Linked DNA regions of Homo sapiens: all the other regions are linked to region 6. A link is a contact called in ENCODE Hi-C or POLR2A ChIA-PET data. All regions are on one chromosome and are shown on one strand. Each heading gives the region's core, a stretch centred on a gene start or an enhancer-like site at or near the end of the contact. The rest is flanking DNA. Distances are from core to core; before and after follow the strand shown.

What was found. A loop is a pair of places that touch in the nucleus more often than their neighbours do. ChIA-PET counts read pairs that join two places held with the same protein, here RNA polymerase II (POLR2A). Pooled maps may share reads with other maps.
Region 1: a loop to region 6 is called in a pooled map, with 8 times the contacts of the local background. The contact joins two enhancer-like sites. A Hi-C loop is called at or near these places in 10 of 37 single-sample maps with no recorded cell type and 5 of 50 pooled maps.
Region 2: a loop to region 6 is called in a pooled map, with 5 times the contacts of the local background. The contact joins the promoter of LINC00423 here to the enhancer-like site in region 6. A Hi-C loop is called at or near these places in 4 of 37 single-sample maps with no recorded cell type and 11 of 50 pooled maps.
Region 3: a loop to region 6 is called in a map of heart left ventricle, with 7 times the contacts of the local background. The contact joins two enhancer-like sites. A Hi-C loop is called at or near these places in 1 of 168 maps with a recorded cell type or tissue (heart left ventricle), 18 of 37 single-sample maps with no recorded cell type and 5 of 50 pooled maps.
Region 4: a loop to region 6 is called in a pooled map, with 4 times the contacts of the local background. The contact joins two enhancer-like sites. A Hi-C loop is called at or near these places in 3 of 37 single-sample maps with no recorded cell type and 6 of 50 pooled maps.
Region 5: a loop to region 6 is called in a map of GM12878, with 4 times the contacts of the local background. The contact joins two enhancer-like sites. A Hi-C loop is called at or near these places in 1 of 168 maps with a recorded cell type or tissue (GM12878), 10 of 37 single-sample maps with no recorded cell type and 7 of 50 pooled maps. POLR2A ChIA-PET finds 5 or more read pairs at or near these places in 2 of 52 experiments (OCI-LY7 and activated CD4-positive, alpha-beta T cell).

Annotation. Positions count from the first base shown.
Region 1 is chr13:32,837,206-32,841,368 of GRCh38, forward strand. All of the region lies in intron 4 of LINC00423 (long intergenic non-protein coding RNA 423), which reads right to left. Among named protein-coding and RNA genes, the nearest start is that of LINC00423, 72 kb to the right of the region's middle. RefSeq lists an enhancer at 196-355. Within about 2 kb of position 1,931, at least 8 of the 41 ENCODE cell types and tissues checked have a DNase peak (open chromatin) inside an H3K27ac peak, as active enhancers do.
Region 2 is chr13:32,910,240-32,914,108 of GRCh38, forward strand. It overlaps LINC00423 (long intergenic non-protein coding RNA 423), which reads right to left and starts at 1,413. Exons shown (of 5, transcript NR_047020.1): 1 at 784-1,413; 2 at 398-481.
Region 3 is chr13:33,180,448-33,184,464 of GRCh38, forward strand. The region is part of intron 1 of STARD13 (StAR related lipid transfer domain containing 13); the gene reads right to left. Among named protein-coding and RNA genes, the nearest start is that of STARD13-AS, 95 kb to the right of the region's middle. RefSeq lists enhancers at 2,404-2,623, 3,796-3,885. Within about 2 kb of position 2,489, at least 2 of the 41 ENCODE cell types and tissues checked have a DNase peak (open chromatin) inside an H3K27ac peak, as active enhancers do.
Region 4 is chr13:32,734,716-32,739,070 of GRCh38, forward strand. It overlaps PDS5B (PDS5 cohesin associated factor B), which reads left to right. Exons shown (of 35, transcript NM_015032.4): 21 at 457-615. Among named protein-coding and RNA genes, the nearest start is that of PDS5B, 150 kb to the left of the region's middle. Within about 2 kb of position 2,521, at least 7 of the 41 ENCODE cell types and tissues checked have a DNase peak (open chromatin) inside an H3K27ac peak, as active enhancers do.
Region 5 is chr13:33,143,381-33,147,453 of GRCh38, forward strand. The region is part of intron 3 of STARD13 (StAR related lipid transfer domain containing 13); the gene reads right to left. Among named protein-coding and RNA genes, the nearest start is that of KL, 130 kb to the left of the region's middle. RefSeq lists an enhancer at 3,488-3,787. Within about 2 kb of position 2,496, at least 3 of the 41 ENCODE cell types and tissues checked have a DNase peak (open chromatin) inside an H3K27ac peak, as active enhancers do; they include GM12878, where a contact is called at or near this core.
Region 6 is chr13:33,722,717-33,726,521 of GRCh38, forward strand. No RefSeq gene overlaps it. Among named protein-coding and RNA genes, the nearest start is that of RFC3, 94 kb to the right of the region's middle. RefSeq lists a silencer at 1,229-1,398. Within about 2 kb of position 1,300, at least 10 of the 41 ENCODE cell types and tissues checked have a DNase peak (open chromatin) inside an H3K27ac peak, as active enhancers do; they include GM12878, where a contact is called at or near this core.

The DNA of each region.
Region 1 (4,163 bases), core at 681-3,180, 880 kb before region 6:
TGTGGGGGGTTGGGGTACAGACATTCACATATAGCAGCTAGGAATGCAAATATTTATCTAGCATAAGAAAAGAAATCACAAAAACTACTAGAGTTTTAGATATCCAGGTCTCATTCTTCAGAGATATTTTTAGGGACATTTTCAGAAATGCCTCCTGTTTGCAACCTGACTTCCACTCCCCACCTAGACCACCCCAGGAACCAGTCTGGTGCAAGTAAAGAGCCCAGTTGCTTAAGCTTCATTATCTTCAGGATAAATCTGCTTCTGACTGTATCATTTGTCATATTTGCATTGCAATTGTCTATAGCAGGAAGGGAAAGACTAGAAACCTAACACAATTTGCTTCCTCCTTCTAGAAGATGTTCATATGCATGAGTGCGTGTGTGTGTGTACATGAGTGTGAGTATGTATGTATGTGTTTATGTATGTGTGTGTATGTAAGTGCATGTGTAAATGAGTGTATGAAGATATGTGAGCGTGCATGCACATGTGTGTCATGAGTCAAAGCATAAATGAGATAAATCTCCACTGCATCTTTCTGCTCAGAGGTGCTATTAAGAGGGGGAGGGGCCTGAGAATCTGATCCCGTTAAAAGACTGTAATTTGCACTGTCAAAACCTGGAGTCTTCTACTAGATGGCGCTTGGTTAGCAGTCAACCCAATGAGCCTTCTAACTTATAAGGCAAGAGCTGGAGAGATACGCAGGCAGGGAAGGGACTTTTCATGACAAAGTGGGAGAGAATCAGGTTTTTCTGCCACAGAGAGAGGGGAAGCTGGGTGCTCTGCCGGAATGACCCCAGCAGAGTGGTTTCTAGAGTGAGATCCAGGATGCAGGCCAGAGCAGTTTGTAAAAGCCTCAAGGCCAGGTGAGCTATGGAGGAGGGAATTTGGAAGGCGCAGAAACTAAGAGCCAAAGATCAGTAGGCGGTGGGAGGGGGTTGGGCTCAGAAAAGCTATTTTTATTAAAATATTACAAAATGTAACTTCCCAATATTGGTGACATCGTGAACACCTAGGCAGCCTGATTTGTTCCTGTTACTGTCTCCCAACATGGGAAGTGAACTCCTCCGGAAAATGAAAAGGGCCTTCATTTGAGCACACCTAGAACATCTGACATCCAGCACAGCAGGGGGCTTGGTTGTTGAATTAAATCAATCAATGAGTGAGGGATGAATAAGGATGGGAGAGAATCAAGAGAGAATAGAGAGACCAGGCATGCTAGAGCGGGCCAAACAAGCCCGAGTAATCTAGGCTGAGATTAGACATGAAATCCACAAGATCAAATTCGGCTGGGCTGAGACGCGCAGCAGCCACATTTTCCTGAGCAGAGAGGTGAGAGCGCTGCAGGGTCCCATCCAGCTGGGCTGTGAGGTCGCAGAGGAGGATCTTTACTCTGGCTGGGGACTGTATTTCCAGGCTTTTTTTTTTTTTTTTTAAGGCAGCCGCTGACCACTTGCCTTGATTATAAGAAGTATTGCTTGAGTGACTTTGCTCTGCCTGGACAATACTCAGTGAAGCGATGATGTACGGCAGCCATTGAGAGCAGTTGCAAACCCATCCCTGGGCCAGCGAGATAATATTGCTGTGTTCTCCAGAAGGTCCTTCTCCGGAATTTGCTATCCTTCTTGTGGCTGTAGTTGAACAAACTTACATTTGACTTAAAGGGAGGTGTTTATCTAAGCTGTCTTCCTTTTAGGAAAAATAATGGACACAGTGACGTGTAAATCCACTGAGCACCTTGGACATCACAACCAGAGGGTCATGTGCCCCTGAGATTGAGTGGACTATACCTTGGGGGATGGGAAAGGTGGGGGCGGGGTGAAAGCCCGCAGTTACATTCAGACAGCACAGCCCTGGAAATGGATCTTAATTCATTTCACAAGCAATTCCAATGTGCTACAGCAGCTGAGCCCTGTCTGCATTTGCTTGTTTGTTTAGCAAAGGGAAATGTCCTTAGCCTAGCAGCCTGCACGAACTGTTTGCCTAGAGACAGTCACAATAATTGAGCCAACCTGGAAGGCAGGAAATAGGGCCTTAGAGGCCCTACTTCTACTTTTAGAAGTAGGTTTTGGTTTCTTTTTTTAAAGAGGTATTTAAAAAATGGCTATGCAATTTTCCATCCCCCCCAAATGAACCATATTTTTAAGACTGTCTCTGTTTTGTAGCTCTTATTTTCTGAGTGTCACATAGAAGGCACTCAAATAAATATTGCTTCAATACATTTGGTTTGTTTCCAGTTTTTGCCTTTTTTTTTTTTTGAGACAGAATCCCACCCTGTTCCCAAGGCTAGGGTGCAGTGGCGCCATCTTGGCTTACTGCAACCTCCGCCTCCTGGGTTCAAGCCATTCTCCTGCCTCGGCCTTCTGAGTAGCTGAGACTACAAGTGTGTGCTATCATGCCTGGCTAATTTTTGTATTTTAGTAGGGACGGCGTTTCTCCATGTTGGCCAGGCTGGTCTTGAACTCCTGGCCTCAAGTGATCCACCGCCTTGGCCTCTTTAAGTGCTGGGATTATAGGCATGGGCCATCAGGCCCTGCCCCAGTTTTTGTCTTTTTAAGCAATGACGCATTCAACCCATGGGTACCTGCAAGCTGTGCATGCATCTGATTACTTTCTTGGGATAAATTCATTTATTCCTACAAATAAATTAGAGCACCTTAGGGTGTGTATAAATTACTTGGTGGGGTGGGTCTTATTTCAATGCGGGATCTGATTCCATAGGTCTGGGATGGGGCCTGAAAGTCTGCTTTTTTAAGAATCTTCTGAGGTGTGCCAGTGCTGCTGGTCTGGGGACCACACTTTGAGATGCAAGGCCCTAGGTACCACCATAAGCAAGTGGAGCAGTGCCCAGCCAGGGTGGTGGCTCACCTCCTGGAGGCAGATTAGAGCAAACCAGGCCCCTGTAGATTCGGGGAAAGGAGAACATTAACCCTGTCTCCAGTATCAACTCCCAGACTCTCCGGTGTGAATTTCTGCCTCTGCTCTCATGAAATGTCAGAAAGGGTAAAGATATCTCAGTGGCGAATTTTGTGATCTATTTGGAATCAAATGGTTGCTTTGGGAGCCCAGAGGAATTATTAATGAGCCAATAAATGGGATACTGGCAACTTGCCAATTGCTAATAGTGTCCCTCCAAGCGGCAGATGGGGAGCAGGTCATAATAGTGGTCAGCTCAGAGGCTGGCTTTGCTAGGGATAGTCACACTGTGGTCCCCCCAACTTTGCTTAAGGCTTAGAGCAAGCTGCTCCCCGCCTTTCTCCTCTGTGGAAATGTGAGGAGTGCTTGCCTTATCCTGTCCTTGGTCAGCAGAAAACCCTTTCTTAGGGGAAATTTGACCCTTGATGGCTATTTTCCTTTGTCCAGTTTTCCGCCTTTATTTATTTATTTTTTAAATTATTATTATTATTATTATTATTAATTATTTTGAGACAGGGTCTTACTCTGCTGCCCAAGCTGGAGTGCAGTGGCATGACCTTGGCTCACTGCAACCTCCACCTCCTGGGTTCAAGTGATTCTCCTGTCTCAGCCTCCTGAGTAGCTGGGACTACAGGTGTGCACCACCACACCCAACTAATTTTTTGTGTATATTTTGGTAGAGATGGGGTTTCGCCATGTTGGCCAGGCTGGTCTTCAACTCCTGAATCCAGTGATCCAACCGCCTCGGCCTCCTAAAGTGCTGAGATTACAGGTGTGAGCCACTGCGCCCGACCAATTGTACTCCTTCTTATACTTCCAGAAACTGTTTTCTTCAAGGCAGTATCCAAGGGGGCTTGTCAGAGAGAGGCAGGAAGACCCTGTGGGTAGCACGCGGCATCCAAGAACATCCCTTCTGGCAGATTTCCAAATGAAATCTGAGATCTGGCTTTTGGCTGACCTTCAGGGATAGCCTTAAAAGTTGCTGCGGTTTTACCTGGTCTTATGAACGGTTTCATTTGGAGAGCTTTCCCCCTGAGGTGGAATGCAATCTAAAAACTAAATAAAGAAATGATTCATCAAAAGCATCTTTTGACCAACGAGGGGAACAAAATGACTGCTTCCATCCAGCCCTGTGTCTGCTAAGAGCTGAATGACTTGAGAATGTGGAAGACATGTCACTAAATGCTGCAGTTACTTTCAGGTGGTCTGCTACATCTGTGTTTCTGCTGGTTCGACCGCCTGAGAGG
Region 2 (3,869 bases), core at 163-2,662, 810 kb before region 6:
TATACCTTTCTCATCAATCTTAAACTTTTCCTTATTCATTTTCTCTGAATCTAAAATCAATAGTCTTTCCAAGCAGTTTCTGTCTTAGCAGCTACTATCATTTGTCTGTTGAAGCCACAAGAATACTTCAGTCTTCCTTCCGAGGTTAGTGGACTTCATTAAAGAAATAGCTTTAGTTTTCTTTCCAGCATGCCATGTCTCTATTTTCTTTATCATGCGGAAGTGAAAAAATGTCAAATAAAAGAGGAAAGAAGTCACAGAGATCATAGTTGTGTCTTTATCCACTGCTAGTTGACCCTTGAATTTATTTTTGCAGAACTTCCTCATCTTTTCCTCCTTTTAATTGATTTCTCTAACCAGAGCTAGTATGAGTCTGAATGAAACATAGGCAGCTTACATTTTCTCCATCCGTCATAATCGATAACCACTTCCTTATAAGCTGTCGTAACTTCAGGCTTCTATGGCAACTTTCTTGGTGGACCTACAAGAATTTTTAACAGTTTGAAAACCAATCTTAAAGGTTAGAAAGGGTGACTCACACCACTTTTATTGTATAAATGCCTTCTTTATTCCTTGAGCCAGGACAACTCAAGTAAATCAGGAAATAGGCAAGAAAACAAAAATCACTCATTTGGAGATGATTACTCTGAAATATATGTCTTAACTATGCCCCACACTGAGACATCTTTTTGAAAAGTGTTCTAGTTAGTTCTAAATGAACTTACCTAATTCTCTTTCCTCCACAGCCCTCAGATAACACAAGCAATGGCCCTTCTCACTCACCAACTCAAGCAACGGTGCATCTCCACCTGGTATTGTGGTGTGGCAGGTCTATGTGGCAAGGGTTTTGTCTCCGTACTCTGGGTGAAGGTGTTGAAGATGATCCTGAGGCCTCAGTTCTCTGGAGGGAGTCTTGCGGGTAGTTAACTTCTGCTGAATCTCAGTATAGCAGTGCAAGGTCAAAACCCAAAATGCGCTCAATCTTGAGTTGTTGAAGTTGGATGAAAAGTGAAGTCATTATTGGGCATGACATCTGGTGTTTCAGTCCCAAGGCCACAAGCAGAATGTTACAATCTCTGAAGCTTAATGATTTTGCATTTCATGTAGCAGCTTAAGTTTTTCACAGCCTGAACTCAATTAATTTTCACAGCCCACTGTGGAGGTGGAGAGGGAAGTGCCATATATTTTTGCAGTAGGTGTGATAACCTGTCATTGATCACTCATTTGATGAACACCAAAACTTTGCCTGCACTTCTGGGAGGACAAAGAAGCCTCCTAACTGTCTGGTCTGTGGATCAGGTGCCGCAGGTCCTCTGCTCTAGACTATCAATCTTTTCAGCTGGTCATTTGGAGGGCATTACAGGGCAAACCATGCGCAGTTGAGACCAATTGCCTGTGCCCATGGGCAGAACTGTCTGTTGATGGGCAGAAAGGACAGCTCTAGATAACAAGCATGTGAACAACACCCCCTGGTGTTGGTGAGGATGGATCAGCAGGCATAGACATAAACTGCTGTCAGGGCTGTAACAGGAGCAGGCTTTCCTACCAACAGTGCTCAGGCAATGGAGTATCAGTGTGGTGATATATCATTATTCTAATTGGCTGTTTGGGTTTCATTGTATGGGTATGCTATAATTTATTTAATCAACATTTAAGTTGTTTCCAATTTTTCACCATTACAAAAATGCTTAATGACCAGACTTGTATATCTTTCTCTGTCACCTTGACCCATTATGGCTTCGGGGGAAAAAAAATCCCACGAATGGAATTGTTGATTCAAACTTTAAAATACTAATACATAGGGTCAAGTGACCATCTAAAAAGTTGTGTGCTAAGATTATAAATCAATTACCTAAGTTTTATTTCAGTACTTTAATAAAAATGTATATTTTTATGTCTAGGTATTTGCTCCTTCTGAAGCTTAATTTGGGCATAGAGATTTGTTATTTCTATTTTTTCCAAATGATTAGTCAGTTTATCCAACCCATTTTGTTGATAGTCCACCTTGATCATATATCAAGTTCTCACACACACATGAGTCTGTTTCTGAATTATGGATTCTGTGCTATTGGGCTTTCTGTTATTATATAATGGTTTAATGTTTATACTTGTATGCTTATAATATCCAATAGGACAAATGCTCTCTCATTAATTTGCCTGGCTATTTATGCATGCTTATTCATTCAGAAGAAATTTGAAATAAATTTTTTTCCATAACAAAGAAAAAAGTCCCAAATGATTTTTGATTTGGATTTGCATTAAATTTAGTTTTATTTCAAAGAATTGTTATTTTTACAATATATAGTACATGTTAAAAAAGAGGATGTAGTTTTCCCTGCAGTCAAACATCTTATGTTTCTCAATAGAATTTTCTTATTTTCTTCACATGTCATGCACATGACTTATTAAACTGTATTCCTAGCAGTTATATATATATAAAACTATATATTATATTTATACATATGTGTTATAAATGTATTCCTAGGAGTTATGCATATATATAAAATACAGTTACACACATATAGCTCTATATAGATAATATTTACAGATAGATAACATATATAGTAATATATAGATAATATTTACAGATAGATAACATATATAGTAATATATGTTATATATTTATATATGTTATAGCTGTATTCCTGTATATATGTTATAACAACTGTACATATGTTATAACTATATTCCTAGGAGTTATATATAATATATAAACTATTATACATAAAATATATATGTAGCTCTATATATAGAAATATATATATATAAAACTATATGTAATATATATAACTCCTAGGAGTACAGTTATAACATATATATAATATTTATATGTATAAGTTATACATATATTACATATATTATCTATTTGGTAGAGATGGGGTTGCCCAGGCTGGTCTCAAATTCCTGAGCTCAAGCAGTTCTCCTACTTTGGCCTCCTAAAGTGTTGGGATTACAGGCATGAGGCACCATGCCTGGCCTGGAATTTTATATTTTTTGATTTTATAATTCAAGGGATTCCCCCACTCCCAGTTATAGGTCTCTAGCCTGCTCCACTGGAGTCGGCTAATCTGCTTGGCCCCTGGTTGTGCAGTCATCCGGGAGCTCCACTCAGGACTTTGAACTGACACCTGCAAGGGTCGGCGGAGTGAAGAGGCTGGGCCAGGCCCTCTGCCTTCTCCTCTTCCTCCTTCAGTCCTCATCCACCTCTGGTTCCAGTGTGTGGAGCAGGCTCTGTTGTCCTAGTAAATAAAGAAGAATCAACCAACTTCACAAAACCCCCCAGAAGTGACCAGCCATAAAAATATAAGCTTATTCCAAATACCTGGGACCCTGTACCTGGAGTCGTCTGCCACAGGGCAGGTCAGATGTCCCATGGCCGAGGGCTCAGGAGCTGTGGCTGGCGGCTGGTAGCAGCACTGGCTTCTTACCTTGGCCGTGGCCCTAAGTTCCCACATGTGGGAAGTCAGCCTAGTGTGCCATGTGGGAAGTGTCCAGGTTCTTCCTGGGGACACTCTTCTGCCTACATATGTAAAGAGACAGATTTCTGGGGTGAGAAAGGCAGCTCCAGCTTTTAGAGGAGCCAGGAAATCTCCCCAAGGCTCTGACCTGAAGAAAGAACACTCTCTAGAGAACAAGGGAGCTCAATCTTTTTTTAGTTCTGATTTCTATCTCCGTCATTAAAAATCAAGCTTTAAAAATAAGACCCTATCCATTATGTTTTAATAATCATCACTCGGGCTTAAAGTGACTAATAATAAAAGGTTTTTGTTTAAATATTAAACACTAATGGTTTTGTTCTGCTCTTGAGAACTGGAGGCAGACAGTTGAAAATGGGTTCACAGTGTGCCCTGGCCCTGGGGTCTGGGCTG
Region 3 (4,017 bases), core at 1,239-3,738, 540 kb before region 6:
TATCAGACATGTGGGCTTCATTAAGGGAAATGCCTTCAGAAGATTATTTTTCCATGTTATGAGAAAAAATCTCAACAAGTAAGTAAATTGTGAGCAAGGGATATGGGCTTCCTGTGGACTAATGACTGGGAGAAGTTGTGGGTTAATGTGGAGTCCAAGGTCATTGATCTCAAGAGGTCATGAATCTCCCAGGTCGGCTTCCTAAGGTCATTCTCACTATGAGAAACATGCTAGGTGTATATTCAGGGATCTGCTTTGTGAGGAGGTGACGGGGAAAGTAATTCAAATACCTTTCAAATACTTAAATACATTTACATTTAAAAACAAAGGAAGTGTTGCTCTTATGCATATAATGGTTACAATTAATGTTCCATGACTGCTTGAATTATACCTAGTGCCAAATGGAAAATTTAGAAATCCGTCCTTGAAACTTTTGCTTCTCTAAAATAAGGAACAAGTAAATATCGACACATAATTTTTTAAAAAATTTAGATGAAGTCTATCTTGCTCAATTTAACGCATAAACCGAGAGCTCTTTACCTGGGGTTTTTAGATATAATTGAGAGGCCTGGGAAACCCTTTGTATGCAAACATTGTTGTGTGTTTTTTGTTTTTCCTGAGGTTACACAGCTTTCCTCAAATGTGTGTGTTTACTCTACCTCTAAGGTGCTCTCCCTTAGCCCAAGAAGAAGATAACACTATGCCCCTTGGAGGCCTAAGGCATATCAGCTTTGTCCTGCTCTGTCTCCCGTGGGCTATCAATTTCTGACTTTGGAATTTGGAGACATAGATATTCTATCTCTGTCTTTCACTCACACATACATACACACACACACACACACACACACATATTCATGCACATGGATTCTGTAAATATGTCTTAGGTAAAACTGCAAACATCCTTAAATAAATATGTGGATTTTGTATCCTCTTAAATTTTGACATTGCAGGTACACATTACCAGATTGGAAACCAGATTGCATCTTTACATCTCATGTTCTTAGCCTAGAGTCTTGTAAATGGCTATCATTTAGTATGTTGACTGAATGGGTGAATGACTATAAGAGAAAAATATTTATAGATCTGAAGGCCAATAAACACCCAAAACATCTCTCAGATATTCAGGTTCTTCCAAACTCACAAGGCTGTTGTACATATGGGAAAATGTATTATGAAAGTCCTTTGCAAACTGTAAGCTCCATATGAAAATAAGGTAACATTATTCTTCTAGTTCTGATTCTGCCTCTGAGGGACATGGCTATTCGTGGGCAGCAATGTCTGTGTATCTCGATATTGCTACTGTTTTCTGAAGGGTGGGGCATTTGACATTGTCCTGGCACTGACTAGGATTGTTGCTTCTGCTGGCTGCAATCTTTCCCTTTCTCTCTGGATGGAATCTTTAGGAGTTCCAAGTGCGCACAGTAATGAGAGATTTAGTCTTGGAAGAAGAGTAGTGAGAAAAGATTTCCCTGTTTTCCCACAAAAGAATCGGTCTCGCTTTTTAAGATCATCTTAACCTGACTGAGGCATAGTCAGTCATACCTGAGAATAACCAATCATAACCATAGAAAAAGAATATCCCAGGACTTTCAAATATTTTGATCACAATCTTTAGTCAGAAATAAACTTCATGTAGTTGTGAACATGCACACACCACACATGTACACACATCATACACACATAGACTAAAACAAAGTTTCATAAAACAATAGTTGCACTTTATGTATGCAAGGAGATCTGACATTTTTCTGTTCTATGCTTTCCTATTCAGAATTAATAGTCATATCCACTGACTTCATCACCCGTTTAAAACACTGACTAGATAACACTCAGCTGTATGAGATGCATCTGGTAAAATATATTAATGTAAAAATGGAACACAGTTCTATGAGTCTGACACTTGAGGGTCTTCTTAGATTCATTCTGTCTCTTCCAGTCCCCATATTCTCACTACACAACCCCAGCACCTGCTGAATTTGACTCAAATATATTTCTTAAACTCCTACCCTCCTCCCCACCTCTGTCTCCTGGACTTGGTTTAACAGAAGTGTCCAATCTTTTGGCTTCCCCGGACCACATTGGAATAAGAAAAATTGTCTTGGGCCACACATAAAATATGCTAACACTAACCATAGCTGATGAGCTAAAAAAAAAATTACAAAAAAAATCTCAAAATGTTTTAAGAAAATTTACAAATTTGTGTTGGGCCACATTCAAAGCCATCCTGGGCTGCATGCGGCCTGGGGCCGTGGGCTGGACGAGCTTGGTTTAGACTCTCATTTTGTCTAAACCAGGACTTCTGCAACAGAACCCAATAGCTCTCCTTGCTTCAGTTCTTGCCTTCCTTGAATCTCTAACGTGAAACTATGTTCATTCTCTTTCAAACTCCTTCACGTCTCCCTGTCACCTGCAGAATAAAGTACCAGCCCATCACCACGGCCCACAGTGCCTTCCTGCCTGGCCTCTGTGTGCTTCTGGGGCTCACGTGCAGTCACGTGAAGCTGCCCGGAGATCCCCAGTCCCAGGCTGCTGTTGCATATCCCACGCCTGTGCTTACACTGTTTCCTCTCCATCTGTCACATTCCTCTCCCTATTTACCTCCTGACTTGCTCACATTTATCTCTATCAAGATTTAGCGAAGACATCATCTGTATCCCAGGTTAGCTCGGCTCTTCTCTGGACTTTCACACATTCATTATGGTCCTTAGATTATACTGAAATGTTCTTGTTACACATCTCTCTCCCCCATTAGACCACAGCTCTTTGAGGGCAGAGGTTGCCTTATTTACTCTTTGTACCACTAGTGCCTAGCAGAGTGCTCGGAGCTCAGCATGTGCTCAAGACATGCTGAATTAAGGAGGAGCTGAGAGTGACTTTCTTGCTCTGCATAAATCTCAAGCCAGAGTGGACTGCAGCCCATTGATTTATTCCCTGCAAAGGACTTGCACGTTGCTGCTGGTCAAAGATCTTTGGCAAAGGAAACTTCTGCCCCCTGAAAAAGCTCTCCTGCTCTCTTTTTTCTCTCTTGGTCTGATGTAAAGAGGCTGAAGGGCACATGCCAGGCTTTCATAGCTTTCTGTTCCACTCTGTTTGAGAAGTCTGATGCTACTATTGCTGGGGCTGTGGTTGGGCTGAGTGCCAGACCCCAGCCTTAATCAATAACAAGAAATCTCATGAAGCTTAGAGGTCTTCCAAATGTGGGTTTGGAATAGTGCTGGGAAGTCAGATTTGGTGAGGGGAGTCATCTCCAATCTGGAGGAACTTGGAGAAGGAGGGCAGTTCCGGTGATGAACAAAGGATTAGGTCACCTTATGAGCAGGAATGAGGCCTGGTCCAGTCAGGACCACCCAAAATCTCCCTGAATATGCCCTGGAGGAAACCCAATTCCCCCAGGCTGCCCCATTCACACCTCCAAGGGAATCATCCAGCCAGTCCAAGAAGGCATTCCTGGGGAATTGGAGATGTGGGGATGCTTTTAATTGCAGTTCAGTAATGCCTCCTTTCCCTTGAAATGTAACCACATTCAGCTATGACTACGCTGGTTCTCAGGAGCAGAGGAAAAATATATGATGTAATGGGATGAGTTTTTTGGGGCACTGAACTAGTCGGGCCTGCCTATAAAGCCTTTCTCTCTACTTTAAACTTCTCCTTCCTGAAGGTGTAGCTTGTTGGACACCTCCTCCAACAAACCTTTCCTGAACCCTTCTGATAATTATAGCCACCTCCACTCTATGATCTCTGGCCATCTTGAATTCTTACTTGTCCTGTTAGATGTAACTGTGACTTCTGTCTCTTTTAGAGTTACAGTGTGAGCTCAGTGAATTTGAAAACAGTAGGGACAGGTCTGTGGTGGTTGGGGTTGCCATGGCTGTTGTTAAGAATGAAGATACAAACAAGCTTGTATATGGGCACGGCTGCTGCTGCTGCTGCTGATGGTTGATGGCCGTTGTTGATTTTCAGAGAAAGAAAAGTGGATTCTGAAATGGATGTCTCTAGTGGATAAAGTAAAGGTGGGAA
Region 4 (4,355 bases), core at 1,271-3,770, 990 kb before region 6:
TACTTCATTTTACTCCCACTCTCTTGACCAGAACTCATTCATATATCCTCACTTAACTGCACAGGAAGCTGCAAGTAGAGTCATCCTTATGCCCAGGAAATTGAAGTGGATATTGGTGAGCCCTAGCAGTCTCTAACACATTCATGTATATGGTCATAAACTATATGCTATGAAGTCTGTGTCGAAATGTTTCTTTACCCTACCTCTAAACTGAATTGGGCAAAACTGAAAATGTTTGAACCTGATGCCTTCTGGACATAGATAACCTATAGAAGTCTAAATGTAATCTTGAGTTACTACTTATACTATGTATATTTATTGAAATTTTTGTAGTTTTTATAATTTGAATTACAAAATAAATTACAAAATAAATTTTGTAATTTGAAAATGAAATATGTAAACAGTTTATTTGTATATGTGTAGAGTTGAAATATATTTTCCTCCCCTCATTTTCAGCCTCTGCATAAGAGCCTAGATCCAAGCAACCTGGAACATCTCATAACACCATTGGTTACTATTGGTCATATTGCTCTCCTTGCACCTGATCAATTTGCTGCTCCTTTGAAATCTTTGGTAGCTACTTTCATTGTGAAAGATCTTCTCATGAATGATCGGGTAATTTATATTTTTTAGATTCATGTTCTTTGTAATGTTAACTTTTGCAATTTTATCCAACAAGGAAAGAAGTGAAATGATATCAATAATACTTCCATTTGACTGCCTTGATTTTAGGTTTTCCTGTTTAAAAAAAATAAGCCTTGTCTCCATTATAAGCAAAACCATCTTGAAACATCTTTTTAGTTGAGAATAGGCATATGACCTCAAATACATTCCTTGATAAATATAAAATATAACCTGATGCTATCTATTTCAGATTTACAGGGGTTTAATTTTTGACAGGACATCTATTTTTAAAAATATGCAGATTGGTAAACCAGCTCATAGTATGGTTGTCATGATTATAGTTTTACCTTTTTCTATATAAACTTGTTCTTTTCCCTACATTGGGAGAGAACGAAAAAACATTGGGAGAGGAAATAATGATTTTGTTAGTCTCCAGTTATTTTGTATCTGCTGTGACAGCACTGTACTAGGTTCTCTGGAGAATTAAAAGAAACATGAGATAAAGTTTTTCCTCCAAAAAGTAAACATAATATAAGTAGTGATATCTGGGTTAATCTGCCACCTGATTTTTTGTTTTCAGTTTGTCCTGTCAGTTGTGTATTTTTCTCTTTTCTTATTTTTGATTAAATATTTTTATTTCATTTTACCAGTCTGTTTTACATTTTGCTATTATTTTAGTAGTTTTCCTAGAAATTACAACATGGACTTTGGACTTATTAAAGGCCAGTGTCAGTTGGTCTGCTTTGAACTTTCAGTATAGCACAAGGAACTTCAAAATACTTTAATTCCTTTTATTCCTTGGTGCTTTTTTGTGCTCTTGTTCACCCAGTTCTATTACTGCTGTTATTTTATGCAGTTAATGTTTATTTAGATTTGCCAACATATTTTCTCCTTTTGTTTTTCATTCCTTTCTATGTAATGATTTTCTTTCTATCTAAAGAACTACTTTAGTACTTTTTTTTTAGTTTGGATTTCCACTAATGAATTTTCTCAGTTTTTGTTTGTCTGGAAAGATCTTTATTTTACCTTAATTTTTTAAAGGATGCTTTCTTTGGGTTAAGAATTCTAGACTGGTGTATTTTCCCCCATCAGTGATTTGAATATATTATTCTATTTTCCATTTTCTTTTTTCTTGAAGTTTATTGACAGTCTTGTTCCTCTGAAGGTCTTCTGTCTGTTTGCTGTGAATGTTTTTGTCTTTTCTGTTTTCCATTGGTTTCCAGTTTTACTATGATGTGTCTGGGTATGCTTTCCTTTATAGTTATTGTACTTGGGGCTTAGAGCTCTTCTTGTATATATAGCTTAAAGTTTTTTACAAACTTTAAATAATTTTTAGGCATTATCTTTACATATACGATTTCTGTTTCATATTCTCTTTCCTTTCTTACTGCAGTTCTATTAACACACTTTAAACGTACATTGTTTTTTTGCTGTGACCTAGCTGTGTGACACACTTTTGTGTACTTTTCTGCCAGCCTCCTCATGCTTCAGTTTTTGTTTTTTTTCTGACCTATCTTTGAGTTCACTCGCTTCAGTTTTGTCTAGTCGTACCTAAAGCTCATGCTTTGAATTCTTAATTTCACATATATACACATACTTCAATTCTGTAATTCTATAGTTTTTAAACATAGCTCTTTGTTTTGCTGCAGAATTTGCTTGTCATTAAATCCTTGAAAAATCTTAATTATGTGAAGTTTGTATCTGTTAGGCTTATCATCTTGATCTCTTGTAACTTTTGTCTATTCTCAAAATTTTGGTCAAATCTTACCTTGTACATATATTGCTTTTGATTGAGTGATAGACTTTTTGTATGAAAAGTTGTTGAGATAATGTGAGGCTTCAGATGTGGTTATATTCTTCCCAGAGTTTTACTTTTGTTTCTATCAGGCAGTTAAGCTATCGTCAGATCACTTCCATCCAATGAAAATGGAAGTTTGGCTTCAGTTTTGGACAAGCTTATTATTTTTTTCTGGTCACCTTATGTCTAGAGTATATTTGTCTGGGATCCACCCAGAAGTCCAGGTTGTTTAACAAGGCCTTTACTTAATGGGCTCAGGATTCTTAATCTTGTTCTTCTAGCTCTGTGACAGGAAAGCTTTGCTCAACTTCTTATCCCCCTTTCACTTTCAGAATCATTAATCGTCTGTGTGAAAAAACTAATCTCAGTGCCAGACTCAAATCTTTGCTTTCCCTCCTTATTTGAAACTTTGCCCTGCAAATTCTCACTGCTTTGGTAGCTGTCTGTTGCCTTCAAACTGATTTTTAAAAAATATTTTGTTTAGCCTTTCCGTTTGTTTCAGTATGAAAATTGGTTCAAAACAACCTAGTCACATCTTGTCAGAAACAGAACTGCTCACCATTTTTAATCCATTAATTTGTCTTGTTTTATTATATATTTGATATGTACAAAGGAATATATGTAACATTTGTATAACATGTTTCATAATACAATGAACACCTATGAACTCTTAGTTCCTTAGAGTTCTTAGAGTTTTATTACTCTTCAATCCTTTCTACTTCCTCCTTGTCCCTAATATCTACTCTCTTGAATCTTGGGTTAATCTGTAACAGCAACAAAATTTACCACATACTTGTTTAGTTTTGCTTGTTCTTGAGGTTTCTAAGCATTATATCATACCCTGTATAGTCTTGGAGGATTTGCTTTTATCACTCCACATTTGTTTCTAAGAATAATCTTCGTTACTAAATCTAACTGTGGTTCATTCATTTGTTACTCTATAATTTCACTGTGGAAAATATCTCGTAATTTATTTATTCTTCTAGTAGATTGTGGAATATTTCCATTTCTTTACTCTTTCGGACAGTGCTGCTATGAATGTTTCTATTGAAGCCCCCTGCTACATATGAGCAAGAATTTCTCTAGGTTTTATTCCTACGAGTGAAGTTGATGAATCACGGTATATAGACATATTTAACTTTTCACTTTTTTTAAGTCATTTTTTATAATGTTTGTTAAAACTTATTTTTCTATTAAGAAATCTGACAATAATGTTATTATACACTGTTGGGAGAAAATATCTAATAGATACAGTATCTCATTATAGCTCATTATAGTCCCAATGTGCATTTCTGTGGTTACTAATTAAGTTTGTGTGTCTAGTCACCATTCATGTTGCCTACTTTCTGAAATTCCCTTTTGATGTATTTTACCTTTTATTCCCCTTGGTGTTTTTTTCCCATAGGCAATCTGTACCTATATTAATCTTTTATCTGGTACATGTTATAGTATCATCATGAAGTGTGTAAAACCTCATTTATGTGTGTCTTTTCACTCCTTTATTGTGTCCTTTGATCCTTTGAACAAAAGTTATTCCTTTTTTTTTCTTTTTGAGATGGAGTCTCACTCTGTCACCCACACTGGAGTGCAGTGGCGCCATCTCGGCTCCCTGCAACCTCCACTTCCCACATTCAAGCCATTCTCCTGTCTCAGCCTCCCGAGTAGCTGGGACTACAGGCGCCCACCACCATGTCCACCTAGTTTTTGTATTTTTAGTAGAGATGGGGTTTCACCATGTTGGCCAGGCTGGTCTCCAACTCCTGAACTCACGTGATCCACCCAGTTCAGCCTCCCAAAGTGCTGGGATTACAGGCATGAGCCACCACGCGCCTGGCCTGAACAAAAGTTATTACTTTTAATGTAGCTGTATTTATCATTATTCTTTGGTAGTTAATACTTTTTACATCTTATTTAAGAAATCTTTTCCTACTCT
Region 5 (4,073 bases), core at 1,246-3,745, 580 kb before region 6:
ATGTATTTTTTGAGTGACTGTTTTTTCATTCAACACAACGTTTGTGAGATTGACTCATGTTGTTGAGTATACCAATAATCATTCAGCTTAGTTCCTGAGTATGAAGACACACAATTGGGTTACCTATTCTCTTGCTGATGGACATTTGAGCTGTTTCCAGTCGTTTCTTTTGTTTGTTTGTTTGTTTTTTGAGACGGAGTCTCACTCTGTTGCTCAGGCTGGAGTGCAGTTTCGCAATCTCCGGCTCACTGCAAACTCTGCCTCCCAGGCTCGAGCAATTCTCCTGCCTCAGCCTCCTGAGTAGCTGGGACTACAGGTGCACACCACCACACAGGCTAATTTTTGTATTTTTAATAGAGATGGGGTTTCACCATGTTGGCCAGGATGGTCTCGATCTCCTGACCTCGTGATCCACCCACCTCAGCCTCCCAAAGTGCTGGGATTACAGGCGTGAGCCACCGCGCCCAGCTTGTTTCCAGTTTTGACCAATGAATTTCTAACCATTGAATTCAATGGCTTCTTTTTAGCAAAGACCTATTAATAGCAATAGTCACAAATTAGTACCCATCATTCCTTGAAATTCTTTTCATCCTTGACATTCAAGATTATGAATTATCTCATCTCTCTGGACACCATCTCCTTCCTGCCACGAAGCAGTACTTGCCCTTTAACTATTAATTTTTTTGTTAGAATTCAGACTGAGGTCCATCCCTTTTTACTCTCCATGGCCTTACTGAAGAATCTTAACATAAATTAGACTCAAGTGATACCCAGTCCTCTGTCTCCAGCCCAGGCATCTCATCTGAGGCCAGAGTCACATTCTGCATTCTCTTCAAAACCTGTTTCTCCTACGTACTGTCTTGTCTTGACTAAGAGCATCACCAATGGGCCATCCAAACTAGAAAATAATGTCATCTTGAGGCTCTACTCCTTCACAATCTACATTCGTTGATCACCAAATCCTGTCAATTATACCTCTATGATGTCTTTGAAGTCTTGCCTCTCCTTTGGCCCTAATTCAGTCTCCTGTCGTTGTTTATCAAGAGTCAGGCATCAGCCTCCTAATTGGTTTCACTACCACTTCTAAAACTTTACACTGAAACCAGTTCTATTTCTCAACTTTTTCTCACGTCGCTCACCGACTGAAATACGTTTAATGACTCTCCTCATTTTCAACCACCTCCAATGTACCCTCTGACTACGCATTCATTAGTGTCAGATATAGCAGGCAATGCTGAGTTGGAAGCTGATCATCTCATCTGAGACCATCTTTGGCAGGCTCTCAGCCTGTCTCTTTGGTCTGTTCCACGTGTGTTAGCATGTCTACCTAAGAGTGGGTGTGAAGTGAAAAAAAATGGTGGATATTGCACATTTGGTGGCTCTGTAACAGGTTTGTTTAGGGGAGGATTGCCTGTTATTTATAAAATGAACTTATCTAGTGAACTTGTTCTTCCATTAGGGTTTGGAAGCACAAACAAAACACTCCATTCTGCTTTTCTGTGGAAAAGCTTTTGATCTACGACACACACACAAGACATCAAAGGAATCATCTTCTATATACCACAGACTCGAATATGCTTTATACTTTCTGACACATGCAGGAAGTTTATTTATTATTTTCTAAAGCTGAAGACTCTAAGTAGATTTGACTTTATAGCTCTGGGTCCTTTTATTGCCCCTAAACTCAGATGTTTGCCTGTACCTTACAAATTGCTTCTCTACTTGGAAAAAGCAGTTGCAAAACATGTATTTGATAAAGGACTCATATACAGAACACCTAAAGAATTCTTAAACTCAGTAACAAGTCAAACAACCTGATTTTCAAATGGGCAGAATATTCAAACAGATACTTCTAAGAGAAGACATGAAAGGATGTTCAATATCATCAGTCATGAAAGAAATGCAAATTAAAATCATAACGAGACACCACTACACAACAGAATACCTAAAGTAAAAACGCTGACAACATTAAGTATTAGCAAGGATTCAGAACTACTGAAACTTCCAAAGCGTACAGTCTCTTTGGAAAACAGTTTGGCAGTCTCTTATGAAATTAGATATATTTTTAGTACTTGATCTAGCAATTCCACTCTCAGCTACTTATGCAAGATAAAAGAAATCACATGTCCACAAAAAGATTTATACTTTTTATAATTTTTTTTTTGCTGTAAAAAGATTTGTACTTGAATGTTCATAGCAGCTTTAATCATAAGATAGCCAAAAAGTAGAAATGGCCCAAATGTCCATCAGCTGGTAAATGGATATAAAAATTGTGGTATATCCATACAATGGAATACTCAACAATTCAAGGCACTAACTATTGATACATACAACACTATACATGAATCTCAGAGTCATTATGCTAAGTAAAAGAACCCAGACACAAAGAGCATACACTACAGGATTCCACTCATCAAAAAAATTTCAGGCAAGGCAAAACTGTAGTGACAGGAAACAGATGAGTGGTTGCCAAATGCTGGCACTGGGGGACTTTTTGAGGTCACAAAAATGTTCTGTGTCACGGCTGGGCATGGTGGCTCATGCCTGTCATCCCAGAACTTTGGGAGGCCAAGGTGGGCAGATCGCTTGAGCCCAGGAGTTTGAGACCAGCCTGGGCAACATGGAGAGGCCCTGTCGCTACAAAAAAAATATATAAAAATTAAGCCGGGTGTGGTGGCTTATGCCTGTAATCCCAGCACTTTGGGAGGTGAAGGCAGGTGGATCACCTGAGGTGAGGAGTTCAAGACCAGCCTGACCAACATGGTAAAACCCCATTTCTACTAAAAATGCAAAATTAGCCAGGCGTGGTGGCACATGCCTGTAATCCCAGCTACTCAGGAGGCTGAGGCAGGAGAATTGCTTGAACCCGGGAGGCGGAGGTTGCAGCGAGCCGAGATTGCACCATTGCACCCCAGCCTGGGTGACAGAGTGAAACTCCATCTCAAAAAAAAAAATTAGCTGGGCATGGTGGCACGTGCCTGTAGTCCTAGCTACACAGGAGGCTGAAGTGAGAGGATCACTTGAGCCTGGGAGGTCAAGGCTGCAGTGAGCTGAGACCACGCCACTGCACTCCAGCCTGGGTGACATAGTAGGACCCTGTAGCTGAAAAAATAAAGTTTTATGTCACGATTGTGGTGATAGTTACATAGCTGTACATTTCACAAAATTAATCAAATTGTATGCTTTGGTGATTTTTTGGAATATAAATTATATTTAAATAAAGCTGAATAAAAAATAATGCAAGTGAGTGACATCAGTGAAAAAGGTTAAGTGAAAACCTCCAAAACCCCACTTCTTCATAAAATCAACAAAAGTACTGGCAGATATTGTCAAAATCAACTTTTTAAGAAAGCTGTAAATTGATATGGGCTTCCAACAAACTAAGTAACACTAAGTGTCTATTTAAGAAAAATGGTTAAACATATGTAAGGACAGTGAGCTTTGTGACATTCAAACCCACCCTATTCCTATGCCCTTTTCCCCAGCTTTTCAGGAGCTTTGAAAATCAACAGCATCACCGTCAGAGTAGCTGTGAAAACTAGTAGCCTTGCATCCACTGGAGAGGGAAGAACATGTTTGAGCTTCCCCAAAACTCCGTTACCAAAGAATTGTCATTATCTGAGCTGTCTGGGAATTCCCTGAAAACCCCCAGTTCACAGCGCTTGTCTTTATTTAACCTGACTCAAATCATTACTGAAACTAGCTTATACCCAGGGTGTTTGTCAAAGACAGTCAGTAGTAATTAGTCAACATGGCAGTTGCCTGAAATGGTAATAACAGTTGAGCCAAACAAGATGCTAACCAAAAAGCTTAAAAAGAATATCTGGGAGAATGAGATGTCCATAGGGGACTTAGAAAAGTTCCAATGTATTCCTAGGAATCTAGAAGGCCAAGTACATGTGCAGAACTGTGTGTATACCCAGGAAAGACCTGAGCTGGCCCTAATCTTCCACCTTTAGCTGACCTTGATGATCTGCACAAGCAGGAAATCAAGGCTAAGGCAGAGTTATCAATTCCCTGCTGCAGTGCTGAAGCCATATTGTAACATGCACAAAGAGCCGCTCAGCAAAGAC
Region 6 (3,805 bases), core at 50-2,549:
TTATCTATTTATACATGGGCCAAGTACTTGACTAGTTTTTTAACTTTCCAGTTTTATAAAAATGAAAGTGAAAGAGTCCAAATACTATTTTCATAACTGTCAACTAATTCATAGTTACAGTAACCAGAAAATAGAATAGCGTGTAGGCATTGGACTGAACACAAGGACTTTATTGGATTTTCTTTACTATAATAATATTCCTGGACTTCCCAATTTCATGTGCTTGAAAAATTTAGAAAACATCTTGCTGTAAATCCATACTGCAGATTACTCAAAGGCTTGGGAATATGATTCAAGAGGAAATTCTTTAGATCTGGGATAATTCACTTCTATTTTTCAAGGGCTTTTGTTTTAAGGATACCTGGAAAATCATAAAATCAGATGGGATTTAAGAGTTATTTAATCTAGTGGTACCTATGCACCAGTCATTAGATCTGTGCTGGGCTGCCTGCCTACACATTTTTAGCTAATTTCCATGTCTTCAGACAAGAAAAATGTTTTCCAAGGAAAACAGTTCTTTTGGATTTTTTTTTAAGTGCAATTTCTGGGCCCTGCCCTAGATTTTCTGACTGAGCAAATTTATAGGCAAGGCCCTGGAATCTGTATTTTTTTAAAAAGCTTCCCCGGTGATTTTGAGATCCAGCCATTTGTGGAAACCCACTGATGTTAGTCCAATCTCTTTGTTTTCCAGATGCAAAATCTGAGGCCCACCTTGTCCCAGCTAAGCAAGTGAGGGAGAGGAATCCAGAGCCCTGACTTGTAATTCATTTTTTTTTTGTGTGCTTCTCATTCACTAGGCACATCTGCTGATCAAATCCTTCCCATACCCTCTGGATTCAGAACAAGAGGAAGTGCACATATGTCCACAACAATTTCCCAACACTAGGGAGTATTGATTTGCTGGGGGAGCAAGTGGCATCTCCCTCCCTGGAAAATTTTAAAACCAAAAGAAAAAGTTTAACTGGCTGATAATTTATAAATGAAATCCTCTCTGAAGATAGGAAGATGGGCTAGATAATGTTTTATCTCTTCTAGCCCTAACTTTCCATGCTCCTATAATTTAGTAACAAAAGGAACCCATGCACTTTCTTTTTTTTTAAGACAGTTTCTCCAGAAGCTTCCATGTGTGGAGAAACTTACTCTCTTCCTCCTTCTTCTATTTATCTTTTCTTATCTGAAAGGAGGACTACACTGTAAACATCTACATATGCAAAACCCATGCCTTTGGTACACACCTACCACTTTCAGATCAAACCGACAGCCTAAGTGGCCAGGCTGGCAGCTGGTTTAGGATAAATACAACAGCACCACCTTGTGTTGCGTTTCTGGGAGAATTTACCACTTCAGCAGGACAAAGACTTGGGCCGGGATGGGTGGCTCAGGATACAGCAACTATTCCTTTACTTTCCCTGCTGGGAGCAAATGCTAGCCATTTCGAAAAACCTTTTTGTTTGTTATCAGCCTACAATTTTCTTCTATAAATTCTGTAATTTTTAAAATATAAAAGGTAGCTGAGAAATGGAAATGCAGAAATAAACATATATTAATAAAAGCCTGGGTAAGCACAGTGCTATAGTAAATATTGTAGAGAAAAAGTTAATGTCAGCTTTTATTGCAAAAGACTTGATAGTAAATGTACATTTAATGCTATTGTGATTTAACACTTTCTCTAAAGATTCTCCCATATTTGGGGAGGTAGCTTTTAAACTATGTATTTGCCTATTAAGGGAAGAAAAGAATGTTTCACTTTCTCATAACCATTCTGGGTGAGCCTGGATAAAGTCTTTGTTTTCCCCAAGTATAGTTGTAGATTCACATATATAAATATATATAGATATATATGAATATATATATAATATTCATATTATACCTTGTATTCCCCAAGCATGGTTGTAGATTCATATACTATATGTGTACATATATAATATACATATGCACATATATATTTGCATCTTTGCTGTGGAGCAAGCTAAAAATTTAATATGTGAATATCAACATGGGACTGAAAGACCATAAAGACCAGAAAATCGACATATTTGCTAAACAAATATGTCAAATGTCTGATATTTTCAACAGAAAGAACATGACTAATTAAGGAAGATTATTTCCAGTTGTAATTTGAAATGTCAAGATTAGTGTAACAAATCAGCAATTCTTTGTCTCTGAAATCATCTGGAAAATTGAGCTAAGGCCTTACAAGCTACACATTATTATGGGAAGAGAAGTTACAGGATTAGAAAGTAGCAAACCAGGCATTCGGGGCCTTGCTGGGGCTGGCCATGCAGAAAAACTTACCCAGAAAATCCTGCAGAAAGCTCAGTAATGTTACTTTTAGTTGTAAAAGAGGATTTGGTCTTCAAAGTTTATTTGCCATTGTTCACCCAGTCTTTAGCACGTATATTTACTGTGCTGAGCTAATAACTTTGAATTAGACTTTACAAATAAGAAGGAAAAATTATGTCTTAGTTCCTCATGTGCTTTCTTGTGGAAGGCCAGACAAGTAGCACATTTGATTAGGCAATATTTCTAAGTTTTGGATAATTTTTCTGATATTGTATTCTCCAATTAAATTGTAATCTAATTTATAAAAATACTAAATATATAGTTATGAAGGGTGCACTACAATTTTAAAGAATGTGGAATGTTCAGGTGTGAATCATGAACTTGGAGGGCTTCTAGTAAATACCAGTTGGCAAATACAATGTCATATCAATATGAAGAAAATGCTCTTCTTTTCTTCAAACAAACGCAATCTCAAAAACTCCCAAGGGCTATTCCATTTGTGTACTTATCAGTCACTTGACTGCTTTCCTAATCACTGTTTTCTAGTCCCAGTTCTGTGCACAAAGGAAAGTTCCACCCCGTTCCCCAACCCTGCACTCAGGATCACTCCCCATCAAATGGTGCCTACCTGGAGCAGAATGTTGATTTCACACTTGCTCCAAATGTTCTTCTTCCTTCCATTAGACTTTCACTTAAAATTTATTTTTTGGTAGAATTTGAGTTCCAGGGAGAGTATGGACTTAATTTCTAGTGGCTCTTAATTCTGTACTGCCACCCAGATGGCTTCCAGCTACATGGCTTTTTTGTCACAGGACAAAGCAATGACTGTGGATAATGAAAAAATAATAATTTTCTAGAATGGTGGAATAATTTTAGACACTATTAGTGTTTATTAATTGGGTTGTGTATTAGTCTGCTTGGGCTGCCACAGCAAAATACCCCAGACTGGGAGGCTTAAAGAACAAAAGTTTAGGCCGGGCAAGGTGGCTCACACCTGTAATCCCAGTAATTTGGGAGGTCAAGGCAGGTGGATCACCTGAGGTCAGGAGTTCGAGACCAGCCTGGCCGACATGGTGAAACCCTGTGTCTACTAATAATACAAAAAAATTAGCCAGGCGTGGTGGCTTACACCTGTAATCCCAGCTACTTGGGAGGCTGAGGCAGGAGAATCGCTTAAACTCGGGAGGTGGAGATTGCAGTGAACCAAGGTCGCGCCATTGCACTTCAGCCTGGTGACAGAGTGAGACCCTGTCTCTAAAAAAAAAAGAAAGAAAGAAAGAAAGAAAGAAAGAAAGAAAGAAAGAAAAGAACAGGACAGAAGTTTATTTTCTACAGGTTCTGGAGGATAGAAATCCAACATCCAGGTGCCAGTAGGGTTGGTTTCTGGTTGCAAATGGTCACCATCTTGCTATGTCCTTACATGGTCTTTTTTCTGTAAGCATGGAGAGACAGAGAGAACGCTGGTGTCTCTTCTTCTTATAAGGGCACCAGTCTTATCAGATTAGGACCCCACCCTTATGAT